2 separate regions of the Homo sapiens genome follow, and region 2 is linked to region 1. Evidence: chromatin contacts called from ENCODE Hi-C or POLR2A ChIA-PET data. All regions are on one chromosome and are shown on one strand. The core of a region is the stretch at or near the end of the contact, and the rest is flanking DNA. Distances in the headings are between cores, read along the strand shown. Region 1 holds the start of ZNF207 (zinc finger protein 207). Region 2 holds the start of SLFN5 (schlafen family member 5).

What was found. A loop is a pair of places that touch in the nucleus more often than their neighbours do. ChIA-PET counts read pairs that join two places held with the same protein, here RNA polymerase II (POLR2A). Pooled maps may share reads with other maps.
Region 2: a loop to region 1 is called in a pooled map, with 4 times the contacts of the local background. The contact joins the promoter of SLFN5 here to the promoter of ZNF207 in region 1. A Hi-C loop is called at or near these places in 6 of 50 pooled maps. POLR2A ChIA-PET finds 5 or more read pairs at or near these places in 2 of 52 experiments (AG04449 and BJ).

Annotation. Positions count from the first base shown.
Region 1 is chr17:32,345,811-32,351,820 of GRCh38, reverse strand. ZNF207 (zinc finger protein 207) reads right to left here and starts at 1,664. Exons shown (of 12, transcript NM_001098507.2): 1 at 1,495-1,664; 2 at 1-35. The coding sequence starts at 1,535. MIR632 (microRNA 632) reads right to left here and starts at 1,712; the gene lies at 1,619-1,712. It also overlaps a transcript of C17orf75 not described here. RefSeq lists enhancers at 1,575-1,924, 2,095-2,214 and a silencer at 5,223-5,404.
Region 2 is chr17:35,237,780-35,244,321 of GRCh38, reverse strand. SLFN5 (schlafen family member 5) reads right to left here and starts at 1,250. Exons shown (of 5, transcript NM_144975.4): 1 at 1,179-1,250. It overlaps LOC105371932, which reads left to right and starts at 171. Exons shown (of 4, transcript XM_047437262.1): 1 at 171-211; 2 at 1,103-1,400; 3 at 1,497-1,696; 4 at 2,352-4,279. The coding sequence starts at 171. The coding sequence ends at 2,799. RefSeq lists enhancers at 207-835, 809-918, 1,439-1,498.

The DNA.
Region 1 (6,010 bases), core at 415-2,914:
GGATCTTCTCATCATCAAAATCTCTATTACAATACCTGATCAATACTGTTAAGGCACAAAGACAGCCTAATGATGACACTGCCTATAATAAAAACATATGGATAACATTACAATATGGGAACAGCTAAAACCAAAATGGTACTGTATAGAAACTCTGCTTTTTATATTTATTACACAATTAGGGACTACACTTGCCATGTTATTTCAGTATTTTCAATTTCCTAGAAGGCCAGCTCTCTTCACCACCCCAAAAAACACATCTCAATAATCAGCAATATACTTTGTCAAATTCCTGTGTTTAACAGAGATGTCGGTGAAACTTTTGTTATAAATATTTCAACATTTACAAATGCACACTGAGGACAGGAAAGAGTTCAGTTAAGAAATCCCTAAGGTTCTGTCAAGACAATTACTTCACTAGATATGAAGACGATAGCAATAACTGGATTAGGAATTTAGCAATATTTAGAATCTAAGAGTAACTATATGGTGAACAATAATCACATAATTTCGAATGAACAATCCATAAAGTTGTTTCCAATTCCGTATGAATTTATGTTGCCAAGCAATGTATTTAAATTCACAGATCAATAAAATCAATAAAGCAGAATTCTTACATCAATAAAACAGAATTCTTACCTCACTACTCAGATTTTCCTAAAATCACATTACAAAATTCGTAACCGTATTTAAGCTATTTTTAAAACTGTTACATAAACGCAGTACTGTAACAAGCCGCCTTTACGTACAAAACAGTAAATAAAATCAATTTTAATGTAAAGAATATTAACGCTTCCAGAAAAAGCATTAATACCACACTGTAGTAAGAGTTTTCCTAATAAGATAGGCACTTTTTAGTCCTACAAAGTTGGGTAACAGAAACTCCGCCCTGTGAGAACGCTTCCTGAAGATTAAGGCGCCTCTGGGTGAGACACGGAAGCTAGTTCTCCTCCCGCCCCGAAAAGAAAAAAAAAAAAAAAAAGGTTCGAAACCAGGGTTGACTAACTTGGTTCTTTACTAAACCGCCAATTCGAAAAAATAAACACAAAACACACATAAAGTAAATAAAAACAGAAAAAGTGGGTGACAGACTGTGAAGCTGTCCCCAACCCTCCATGAAAGTAATAAGCCTATCGCACTCGAAGAAAAGTCCCTTGTTGAATCGTCACCAAAACAACGGAAGGTGGCTGAATAGTCCCTAGGGGACACTGTCCCTGGCGGAGGGGTCCAGGCCGCCTCCCGGAGTCCAAAATTCGCACCGAACAAGATCCTCCTGAGTCACAGAGTCACACGACCCACAACTGCAAAAGCCTGTCGACCTCGGAACCCCATTTTCCTAGAAGCCTTCCCAAGTCCAATCCCAGCCACCAGGCCACCCACGCAGACGCCTAAATACAAACGCTCCACGCCGTAAGCCAAATCCAGGCCTCCTAGTCCCAGGCCCCAACAACCGGCACCCCAACGCGACCTCGACTTCAAACCGACAAAGGATACCAGCACCACGGCTTCAGCTGCTTCTTCTTCTTGCGACCCATAACTGTGTTCTACCGGCAAAGTAAAAGGGAGGAGAAAAGAAGCAGGAGAAACGAGGCCAAAAATCCCTCACTTTCCCAACCCAACGGCTACCACCACGTCCCACAGGAAGCAGACACAAAATGGCCGACGGCCTCGTTCCCCGCTCCGCCTCCCGTCAAGCACTGCGGTAGGAGGCGGAGCCAAGAAGGGGAGGGTCACATGACGCAGACCTCCGCCCTGAGTGGGTGGGACTAAGAGGCGCGAAGAGGTGGCAGCCATCTTGTCCGTTTCAGAGTTTTTCGCTTTCGCTGGCTGTGCTTGCGGAGCACTTTGGGTTTCATTTGTAAAGGAGCCGGAGCCCCAGGTACGCTAAGGGGCATGCGAATGGAAAACAGAAAACAAAAAAACGGAAAAGATTGCCAGTGCAGTTAGGGCCGATCACAAATAAAGATAGAGACAGCGCCCAATTTTAATTTTGTTTCAATTGAACAGTAAATGTTGATTATGTGCCTATTAAATGCTAAACCAAATAAGTTAGTCTCTGCTTTGTAACTCGCAGATTGGTGACAGACGAGTACACAATGCAGAGTTCTCAGTGCGGCGTTGAGGGAAATGCGAAGTGCTGTAGGACCTCAGAGAGCGGGAGTCCTAGGGCGGCTGTAGTGGTAGTGGTCGTTGGGTTGTCAAGTAAAGTTTTGTTTTTCTTTGTTTTGTTTTATTTTTCTGAGACCAAGTCTCGCTCTGTCTCCCAGGCTGGAGTGCAGCGGCGCGATCTCTGCTCACTGCAACCTCCGTCTCCCGGGTTCAAGCGATTCTCCTACCTCAGCCTCCCGAGTAGCTGGGACTGCAGGCCCGCGCCACCAAGCCCGGCTAATTTTTGTATTTTTAGTAGAATGGGGTTTCACCATGTTAGCGAGGCTGGTCTCGAACTCCTGGGCTCAAGTGATCCGCCCGCCTCGGCCTCCCAAAGTGCTGGATTGCAGGCTTGAGCCGCTGCGCCCGACATAAGAAAGGTTTCTTGAGGAGTCAACGGGAGCAAGCAAGGTGAAGGAAAGGGTATCTCCGTAAGGGAGCAAAGAGTTTAAGTCTTTGAGGCTGGGCACGTGAAAAACTAATCGTGGTAAGACTGGAGCTGATAGCCGGGCGCGGTTGCTCACGCCAGTAATCCCAACACTATGGGCCAAGGCCGAGGCAGGCGGATCACTTGAGGTCAGGAGTTCGAGACCAGCCTGGCCGACATGGTGAAACCCTGTCTCTACTAAAAATACAAAAATTAGCCAGGCGTAGTGGCAGGCGCCTGTAACCTCAGCTACTCGGGAGAATGAGGCAGGAGAATCACTTGGACCTGGGAGGTGAAGGTTGCAGTGAGCCGAGATCTCGCCATTGCATTCCAGCCTGGGTGACAGAGTGAGACTCCGTCTCAAAAAAAAAAAAAAAAGACTGGAGCTGTCAGTGAAGGTGCTGGTCACAAGAGATAATCCTAGGGAGGCTAGCAAAGGCGGGTTCTGGCGAACCCTAGAAGCATTCTCAGAAGTTGGATTTCAGCTGAAGTCTCTGAGAAGGCACAGTGGTTCTAAGAGGGCAACTGGAGGATCATGCAAGTGAGAGGTGGTTAAAAGTCCAGTGCTTGGGTTCATAGTCCACCAGTGCCACTGCTTAGCTGCCTGACTTTGGGCAAGGCAGTTAAACTTCATCTTGGCTGCACTTAAAACAGAGCTTAGCATATAATAATAACTAGTAATGTAAATTATGTTACTATTAAAAGCAAAAAATAATAGCAGACATCCATGGAGCACCTACCGTGTGCCAAGCATTGTAGTGAGTTTTAACATTATTTGTCTCAGCCTCTGGGGTAGGAGCCATTATTGTCAACTTGTTAATAGAGATGAGATAAAAGAGACTTAAGAGAGCTGGAATAATTTGCCCCAAAACACAAAGTATGTGTGGAGCTGAATTAAATTTGAATTTTAAAGGATCAGTTTGGGCTGTGCGCAGTGGCTCACACCTGTAATCCCAGCACTGTGGGAGGCTGAGGCGGGTGGATCACCTGAGATCAGGAGTTGAAGACCAGCCTGGCCAACATGGTGAAACCCGGTCTTTACTAAAAATACCAAAAAAAAATTAGCCAGGCGTGGTGGGGCACGCCTGTAATCCCAGCTACTCCGGAGGCTGAGGCAGGAGAATCGCTTGAACCCGGGAGGCGGAGGCTGCAGTGAGCCGAGATCACTCTGCTGCACTCCAGTCCGGGCGACAGAGCAAGACTCTGTCTCAAAAAGAAAAAAAAAAAAAAAGTTCAGGCTGGGTGCAGTTGCTCAAGCCTGTAATTGCCGTGCTTTGGGAGACTGAGGCAAGAGGGTGGCTTGAGGCCAGGAGTGTGAGACCAACCTGGGCACCATAGTGAGACCATCTCTATGAAAAAATAAATTGAAAAATGAAAAAGTTTAAAACCGTATTGCAATGTGCTGAATATCCCCCCAACTGCTTGAAACGTAATCACCAATGTGATAGCATTAAGAGTTGGGACCTTTAGCAGGTGATTAAATCATGAGTAAACTGGGTGGGGGGGGATTAGTGATTTTATTAAAGTGCTGGAAGGAACTAAACTCTACTCTCTCTTGCCTCAACCAAATGAGGATGCAGCAAGAATGCCCTCATCAGACACTGAGTATTAGTGCCTTGATCTTGGATTTCCAAATTTCCAGACTATAAGAAAATATAATTCAGTGGGTGTGGTGGTGGCTCACCCCTGTAATCCCAACACTTTGGGAGGCTGAGGTAGGTGGATCACCTGAGGTCAGGAGTTCGAGACCAGCCTGGCCAACATGATGAAACCCTGTCTCTACTAAAAAATACAAAAAAAATAGCTGAGTGTGGTGGCGGGCGCCTGTAATCCCAGCTACTCTGGAGGCTGAGGCAGGAGAATCACTTGAACCCAGGAGGCGGAGGTTGTAGTGAGCCGAGATTGCGCCATTGCACTCCAGCCTGTGCAATAAGAGTGAAACTCCATCTCGGGGGAAAAAAAAGAAAGAAAAGAAATAAAATTCTGGCCAGGTGTGGTGGCTCATGCCTGTAATCCCAGCACTTTGGGAGGCCGATGTGGGTTGATCACCTGAGATCAAGAGTTCGAGACCAGCCTTGCCAACATGGCAAAATCCTGTCTCTACTGAAAATACAAAAATTAGCTGGGCATTGTGGTGGGTGCCTGTCATCCCAGCTACTCAGGAGGCTGAGACAGTAGAACCCAGGCTGAGGCTTGAACCTGGCAGGTGGAGGTTGCAGTGAGCTGAGATTGTGCCACTGTACTCCAGCCTTGGTGTCAGAGTGAGACTCCAGCTCCAAAAAAAAAAAGAAAGAAAGAAATACAATTCTGTTATTCATAAATTCCCCAGTCTGTGGTGTTTGTTACAGCACCATAAACAGATTAAAACACTTTTACTATGAAAGCAATAAGCAATAAAATATTGCTGTTAGTTGGGAGGCTTAGGCAGGCGGATCACCTGAGGTCAAGAGATTGAGACCATCCTGGCCAACATGGTGAAACCCTGTCTCTGCTAAAAATACAAAAATTAGCTGGGCCTAGTGGCGTGTGCCTGTAGTTCCAGCTACTCGGGAGGCTGAGGCAGGAGAATCGCTTGAACCTGGGAGGCAGAGGTTGCAGTGAGCCGAGATCGTGCCACTGCACTCCAGCCTGGCAACAGAGCGAGACTGCGTCTCAAAAAAAAACAAAAAAAAATTGCTGTTAGAAATTAAAGAAGGCCTGGTGCGCTAGCCCATTCCTGTAATCCCAGTACCTTGGGAGGCTGAGGTGGGAGAATCACTTGAAGCCAGAAGTTTAAGGCGAGCCTGGGCAACAAAGCAATATCCTGTCTCTATGAAAAAATTAAAAATTAGCTGGGTTTCGGTGGCCCAGGCTGGTAGTGTGCAGTGGTGCAATCGTAGCACACTGCAGCCTTGATCTCCTGGGCTCAATGGATCCTCCCACCTCAGCCCACGGAGTAGCAGGGACTACAGGGCCATGCCACCATGCCTTGCTAATTTTTGTGTTTTTTGTAGAGGTAAGGTCTCGCTTTGTTGTCCAGGCTGGTCTTGAACTCCTGGGCTCAAGTGATCCTCCTGCCTTAGCTTCTAAGTGTTAAGATTAACAAGCGTGAGCCACCATGCTGTGCCTCTCGTTGTAGTGAGTTTATAGATAAGCAAGGGGAGGAGGCTAGAATGATCCATGCGGCCATGGATTAGAGCTGGAGACACCAGAATGAACTCGTGTTTATTTTAAAATAGATACATAGAGAAATATTTATGGATATGTGTATATACTAAAGTTAGTATAGATACATATATCAGCTGAGAGGGCCTAGAAGCAATAATGTCCCATATCAAGCATACTTTGTCCAGAGATCTTGGTTTGTAATACCATTCTCCAGTAAAAGCAACCTGAGGTCCTTGGAGAAATGGTTGATTCGGACCAGGCACGGTGGCTCATGCCTGTAATCCCAGC
Region 2 (6,542 bases), core at 1-2,500, 2.9 Mb before region 1:
GACAAAGGATCCCCTTCTGGTGCAACCGAGCCCCTCAAGATTTCAGCACCCCAACATTTTTAGTGATGAAACCATGAAAATTCCGATGAGGCCCTTGCTTATTTGCATATGTTAACTACCCACTTTTTGCCCAATATTCCTTTTTCTAGCAATATAATTATAAACTGCTGATGCACCGTTTCTTTGTCAAGCAGGAGGATATAGCTTCAGAGTCAAGAAAAAAATTTTGCAGAAGGAATGAATGCCTTTAAGGGCATTGTGACCAGCTGCTGACGCCCAGAAGTCTGGTGGTTCAAGATGTAATCTGAGACGAAGAAAGACTTTTCCCCGAGGTTCCCTGAAATTCCCCCTCCCTTACTTCCTGGTCTCATAAAAACTCCCCACTACTTCTTTTTGTTAGGGTGGATTTGAGAGATCTTGACCTCTTGCCTTCTCGCTTTGGCCAAATGGAATAAATCTTCCTCTGTCTCCAAGCATCTGTGTGTCAGTGTTTGGCATCAACAGCACATCAGGTTCCTGAGCCTGAATTTGGGCTTCGACAACTCGGGCTCCCGGGACACATGCAAGAGGGAAACGGAATCACACCGCAGTCTCAGCCACTGCGGATATGACCAACTAGGGCTCTAGTTAGTCACTGTATGGGGGATACAGGGCTTTGTGGGCTACCCTAGTAGCCTGCCCCTGTTGTTACAGTTTGAAGACTGACGTTCCAAGCCAGGGGCTTATAGGCAAGCCTCTGGAACAAAGCCTCTTGTAATAGACTGGACATTGGCCCTATTTGTCCCCAGGCCACAACCCATTTAACTTCATCCTCGGGAGCCCCGATTTCGTCGTTTTCCCTTAAGTCCTTCGTGCTCCTGAACCGTGGGGAAATGTTGCCAGGTTTGGTTTGCTAAGATGTAGGCTGCGCTGGGTCGGCGCCTCTCCCTCCTCCCCAGCTCGCCCCGCGTTCCGAACCTCCCAGCTCCCGGGTCCTCTGCCACTAGCTGTCGTTGGAGGTGCTCCTGAGTCAACAAACTAAATCTCCCCAGCGGGAAAGACTCTCTCCCGGCAGCGCCCAGACCTGGGGAGCTGCAGTCGCCGCACCTTGTCTTCACCACAGCCCAATAGGAGAACCCGCGCAGACCGGGGGGAGGTTTGGGGAAGGCCTGGGCAAAGAAGCGCGGGGGATTCATTACCCGCTGGGTTCTCCTCGGCAGCGCGTCTCCCTCCGGGAGCAGGCAACGGAGCCTCCCAAGTCCAGAGCAGAGAACCTGACCCGGCGGGATCCCGGGCTTATATCAGCTGAGTTCCGTGACACCTCCCGGGGCGGGACATCGCGCAGGAGACAGACAGAGGTACAGCCCAATCGCATCGTTACGTGGAGCCGGAAGCCCACTCTTGCAACTACAACAGTCTTGGTAAACCTTGGGTGGACTGGGGAGAACTGAGGAGGGGAAGCGCTTTTTTGTTGCTTCTCTGTGTTTTCTATTTTATTTTATTTATTTTATTTTTAGATTTTCAGTTCTTATTTCACCCAGGGAAGGAGACCTGGGTATCCACCCCATGTCCTCCAGAGAACTTCCCTGGCCCCGCTCGGAGTCTTCCTGGGACGCCACAGGCTCGGAGAGCGCTCCGCAGGTTTCTCCCCCGGCGCCTCCAAATCTTTCGATTCCTACTCGAATTACTCCGTCAGCTGCTGGAAGAGGGGCAAGGGGTATGGCGAGACGCGTTGGTACATGGGGCACTGGGGGGAAGGGAAAGCCTCCCTCCTTCTCCTAGTAATTCGAGAATGTTGCGTCCGCCTCCTTTCTTTTGCTGGCGCTAGGGGCTCGGACCAGCACCTGCCAGGCATAGGTGTGGCCACTGGGGCGAAACCTGGCAGGCTCTGGAAACAGCGTTTTACTGACAGGAAAGAGAAACTGTTCTTTGTATTCATCACCCACCGCAGACTTCCTCACGCCCGGGTCTTAGGCGGGGCTGTCAGATTTCAGTGTGTTTCTCTTAATTCTAGTACTAAATTTGTACTGGGCGCTGGCGAAGGGCCTGGCTCCGCCACGCGCGGCCCTCTCGAACTGCCCGTGGGTACGGCGCGCGCTGCTGCCCTGTGTGGCCTGTGCGGGGAACCCGAGGGCCGAAGTGGGCCCCGCCGCAGCACAGGGGGACAAGAGAACCAGGAGCGGGCTGCCTGGGGGCAGATTCGAACCCGTGCTCCCAGCGGATAGAAGTAGCACTTGGGGACTCCTAAAATATTCAGCCCAATCCTGATTCCAGCTGCCCTCTCTAGGCACCTTTCCTCTACCCTTCTTCCAGTTTACAATTCTGGTGAGTAGATGTTTCTCTATCTCTTCTCTTCCAACTCCTGCGCCCAGAGCCAGGAGGACTTCTGGAGCCCGCCCAGCAAGACCCTCTCTCTCCCATCTTCTGCTCAAGGGCTCGAGGTCTCAGTGGACAGAGCTGAAGAAAAGCCGTCTATGGAGCCTGCGCCAGGCGCAGACTGGGTCGTCGCAGTCTGGGTCGTCGCAGTCTGGGCCGGGGCGCTGGAAGTCTTACTCACTTCTCAAGAACCCGCAAGGGATCAGGCCTGACCCTTTGCAAGTGACAGAATCCAAAGCTTTGAGCTCATGGGAAAGTGGCTGGAAAGAAGGTCACTGTAGGGCCGCACAGGTCTCTGGCGAGGCTACCCAAGAACATTTAAATCCCTGCCCAGAGAAGAAGAGGCTCCAGCTGTCCTGCACCTTCCTGGGAACTGGCAGTCCCTCCGCGCAGGGGTTCTGCAGCGACCGGCAGCGCGAGGAGACAAGGATGGTGGCCAGTTAACAGAAAATCAAGGCAGCGGGAAAGGTCTGGAAAACACCACCTACTATCACCTCTGGAGCCTGGGATTATGGGATAAGTTTTCGATTTTTAAATGTATTGTCAAATAGCTAAAGTACACGGAAAGTGCGAAATAATAGTAAATTGAACACCTGTGTATTCACCACACAGCTTAAGCAATAACATTAGCAATATTTGGGTACCCAGCTGGTCTCATTCCCTCATTCCACTTGTCCCCTACTCACCTGATAGCCAGTACAATTTTATGAATTTAAAGTTACTAATTCCCATGCAACTGTTTATACTTTTAGTAAATGTGTTTATGTCCCTCATCAACACATGACACTGATTCAACACATGTATATGCGTTTAAGCTGCATGTAAATGGCATCATGTTGGCCAGGTGCAGTTACTCACGACTGTAATTCCAGCACTTTGGAAGGCTGAGAGGGAAGACGGCTTGAGGCCCAGAGTTTGAGACCAGCCTGGGCAACATAGCAAGACCCTATCTCTAAAAAAAAAAAATTGTTTGTTTGTTTGTTTGTTTGTTTGAGACGGAGTCTTGCTGTGTCACTCAGGCTGGAGTGCAGTGGCGCAATCTCGGCTTGCTGCAATGTCGGCCTCCGGGGTTCAAGCAATTCTCCTGCCTTGGCCTCCCAAGTAGCTGGGACTACAGGCACATCCCACCACGCCCAGCTGATTTTTGTATTTTTAGTAGAGACAAGGTTTCACCATATTGGCCATGCTGGTCTACGAACTCTTGACCTCATGATCTGCCTGCCTCGGCTTTCCAAAGTGCTGGAATTACAGGTGTGAGCCCCCGCGCCCAGCCAAAAAAATTGTTTTAAATTAGCTGGGTGTGGTGGTGCCTGCCTATGAAGTCCCAGCTACTCAGGAGGCTGAAGTGGGAAGATGGCTTGAGCCCAGGAGTTGAAGGATGCTATGAGCTCTGATTGTGCCACTGCACCCCTGCATGGGCAATAGAGTGAGACCCTGTCTCTTTAAAAAAAAAAAAAAAAGTATCATATTGTATGTGTTCTGTAGAACTTGCTCCCACACTTTAACATTTTGCTTTAAAGATTTGTTCATGTACTTAGATCATTCCTTTTCACTGCTTTATGAGCTGAATCATTTCTGCTCTTCTTTCCATCCATACCCATTGGTCTCCAAAGTATCCAGGCCTCCCCAAAAGTTCCTGCAGGAGACCTCAGTTCCACTGGCTTTCAGGTCATTATTGTTCCAGCACTACTTCTCCATTTCTGGTTCCAGCCCTTCTCTCCCACATTCTCAAGCTTCTAGAGGGTCATAAGAGAGGAAAAACGCCAAATGCCTTTGATAAAATGTTGCCTTTCCAGTGGTATGCATGTTTGTGTGGAGTGGGAGGGAAGTGAGGGCAGATGTGACTTACTCTCAGCATTAATTCAAGTTTAAAAGTAAAATCTTTAGGTTTGCCTTGTCCAGTAAAAAATGCCAAGAGCCATAACTGCTCATTCTCTCTCTCTCTCTCTCTTCTCTCTCTCTCCTCTCTCTCTCTCTCTCATACACACACTTGGTTAATGCAATATTTACGTTGTTTTTGCTTCAACAAACTAAAGAGGAGAAGAGAGTTGGTAGGTTAAAGGGGCAGGTTATTCTTTTTTTTTTTTTTTTTTTTGAGGCAGAATCTCGCTTTGTCACCCAGGCTGGAGAGCAGTGGCTCGATCTTGGCTCGCTGCAAGCTCTACCTCCCAGGTTCATGCCATTCTCCTGCCTCAGCCTCCTGAGTAGCTGGGACTACAGGTGCCCGCCACCACACCCAGCTATTTTTTTTTTTTTTGTATTTTTAGTAGAGACGGGGTTTCACTGTGTTAGCCAGGATGGTCTCAGTCTCCTGACCTCATGTTCCGCCCGCCTCGGCCTCCCAAAGTGCTGGGATTACAGGCGTGAGCCACTGTGCCCGGCCAAAGGGGCATGTTATCTTATTAAGGGCAGGCAGTCTCTCACAGAAAGAATCACTGTATTAGTGTAGGGAGAATCACTGCCTAGGTCAGCCGTGTGTCAATGACCTGTGTCACTGTCCTCAGTCTGCACAGTGAGACTGGAGGCTGCATGCCATGGTCTACAGATCCCTCACTACAGAAAATTTGCTTCAGCATTCTCCGTGAGAGTCACAGGGAGATTGATTATGGGGGTCAATGCTCAATGGCATCATGGCTGGCCAAGCTTTTTGCAGAAACTTTTACTAGGGGACTGAGGATTATAGCAGCAAGCATCTTAGCATAGAGCCTTATCTGTGTTTCCACAGACTATCTTTCAAACCCAAGCTACTTGTTTATAATATTCACTTTTCAGGCAAAAACATATTTTCCACTTTTTTTCTTTTCTTGATAAAAAGTTTAAAAAACAAAATTTGCATAAACACGTATATGATGTTTCTTAGGAACAATGTTTGCCATTTGACAAAGTGTGGTGAAATTTTGTCAGAACAAGTTTACTTGAAGGAGGGATGAGACATCCTTTATCAATGTTCATATGAATCACACACATCAGAGAGAGTGGGAGGGAGAATCTTGGTTCTCTGGCACTCCCAGTACCCACATTGAGATCCGAGAGTGTCCTGATGATTTTCCTGTCTCAGTAAGTAATTAAGCTTTTCCTGAAGGAGCTCAGTTAAGTCCAAGCTTAATTTCAGTCAAGTCCAATGTTTAAGTTGCTTTTTCAGCTACATGAAATGAAAGTGTGACTCAGAATTTTCTCTCTATATCCCCTCAGATCTTTAGCACACTGAGGGTAATTACAGAGTCTCAAAGCATATCCCCACAAGATGCTCTATTTATTACAAAGGAAAAAGACACTAATTTTCCAGAGAATCCTGGAATATATCACCTCAACCAAGTGATCAAAGTTAACATCATTAGTAACAGGACAAATTAAATTGCATGCCACTAAAAGAACAATTTTTATTTCTTATGTATTCCTGACCCAATAAAACAAAACAAAACAGCACAATAGAAAGTAACTATAAGGAAACATTAGAGGGTTCAATGGTGCCCACCTGTAGTCCAAGCTACTTGGGAGTTTGAGGCAGGAGGATTGCTTGAGGCCAGGAGTTCAAGACCAGCCTGGGCAATATAGCAAGACCCTGTCTCAAAGTAAAAAGAAAAGAAAACGTTAAACCCAAACCCAAATGGAAAGACTGTTCTAGATTGAAGAACATTAAAAAGACAAGACAAAGTCACCATGTAATCCTAGGCTGTAGCTCGGACTAGAAAAAAAATTCTTTTTGCTGTAAAGGACACTCTGGCAATTGTGAGAATGCACTTCAAAGACCTCAACTTGGAGCTTAATTCACAAAGCACCCCAGCTGCCTCACTTTGAAATCCATTGCACATTTGTGTGAAGGCCATGCTTCCATGGGCTGCTCCCAGCTGATGACTGAGTATGGCAAGGACAGCAGGGCAGGCCTTCTCCTAGGAGACAAAGGATGCCTCTAATGGCCAACTTTTGCTTGACTTTGAGTAAATATCTGGCATACTTCCACCCAATCTTTTTCCCCTCTCCTCCACACAGGATCAGACTTGCATCATTGTCTGACAGCTCTCTCATCTTTCATTGACTCCCAACTCTCAGCAACATGGAAATGCCCAAATTCCCCTGACATATGGTAGAGGAAGAAATAAAGAGTTTGAGGGAAATGAGCATGAAGGAATGGATATATTAGGTAAGACCAGAAGTAATGCAGCTAGAGGATTTTGTTCTATGACATG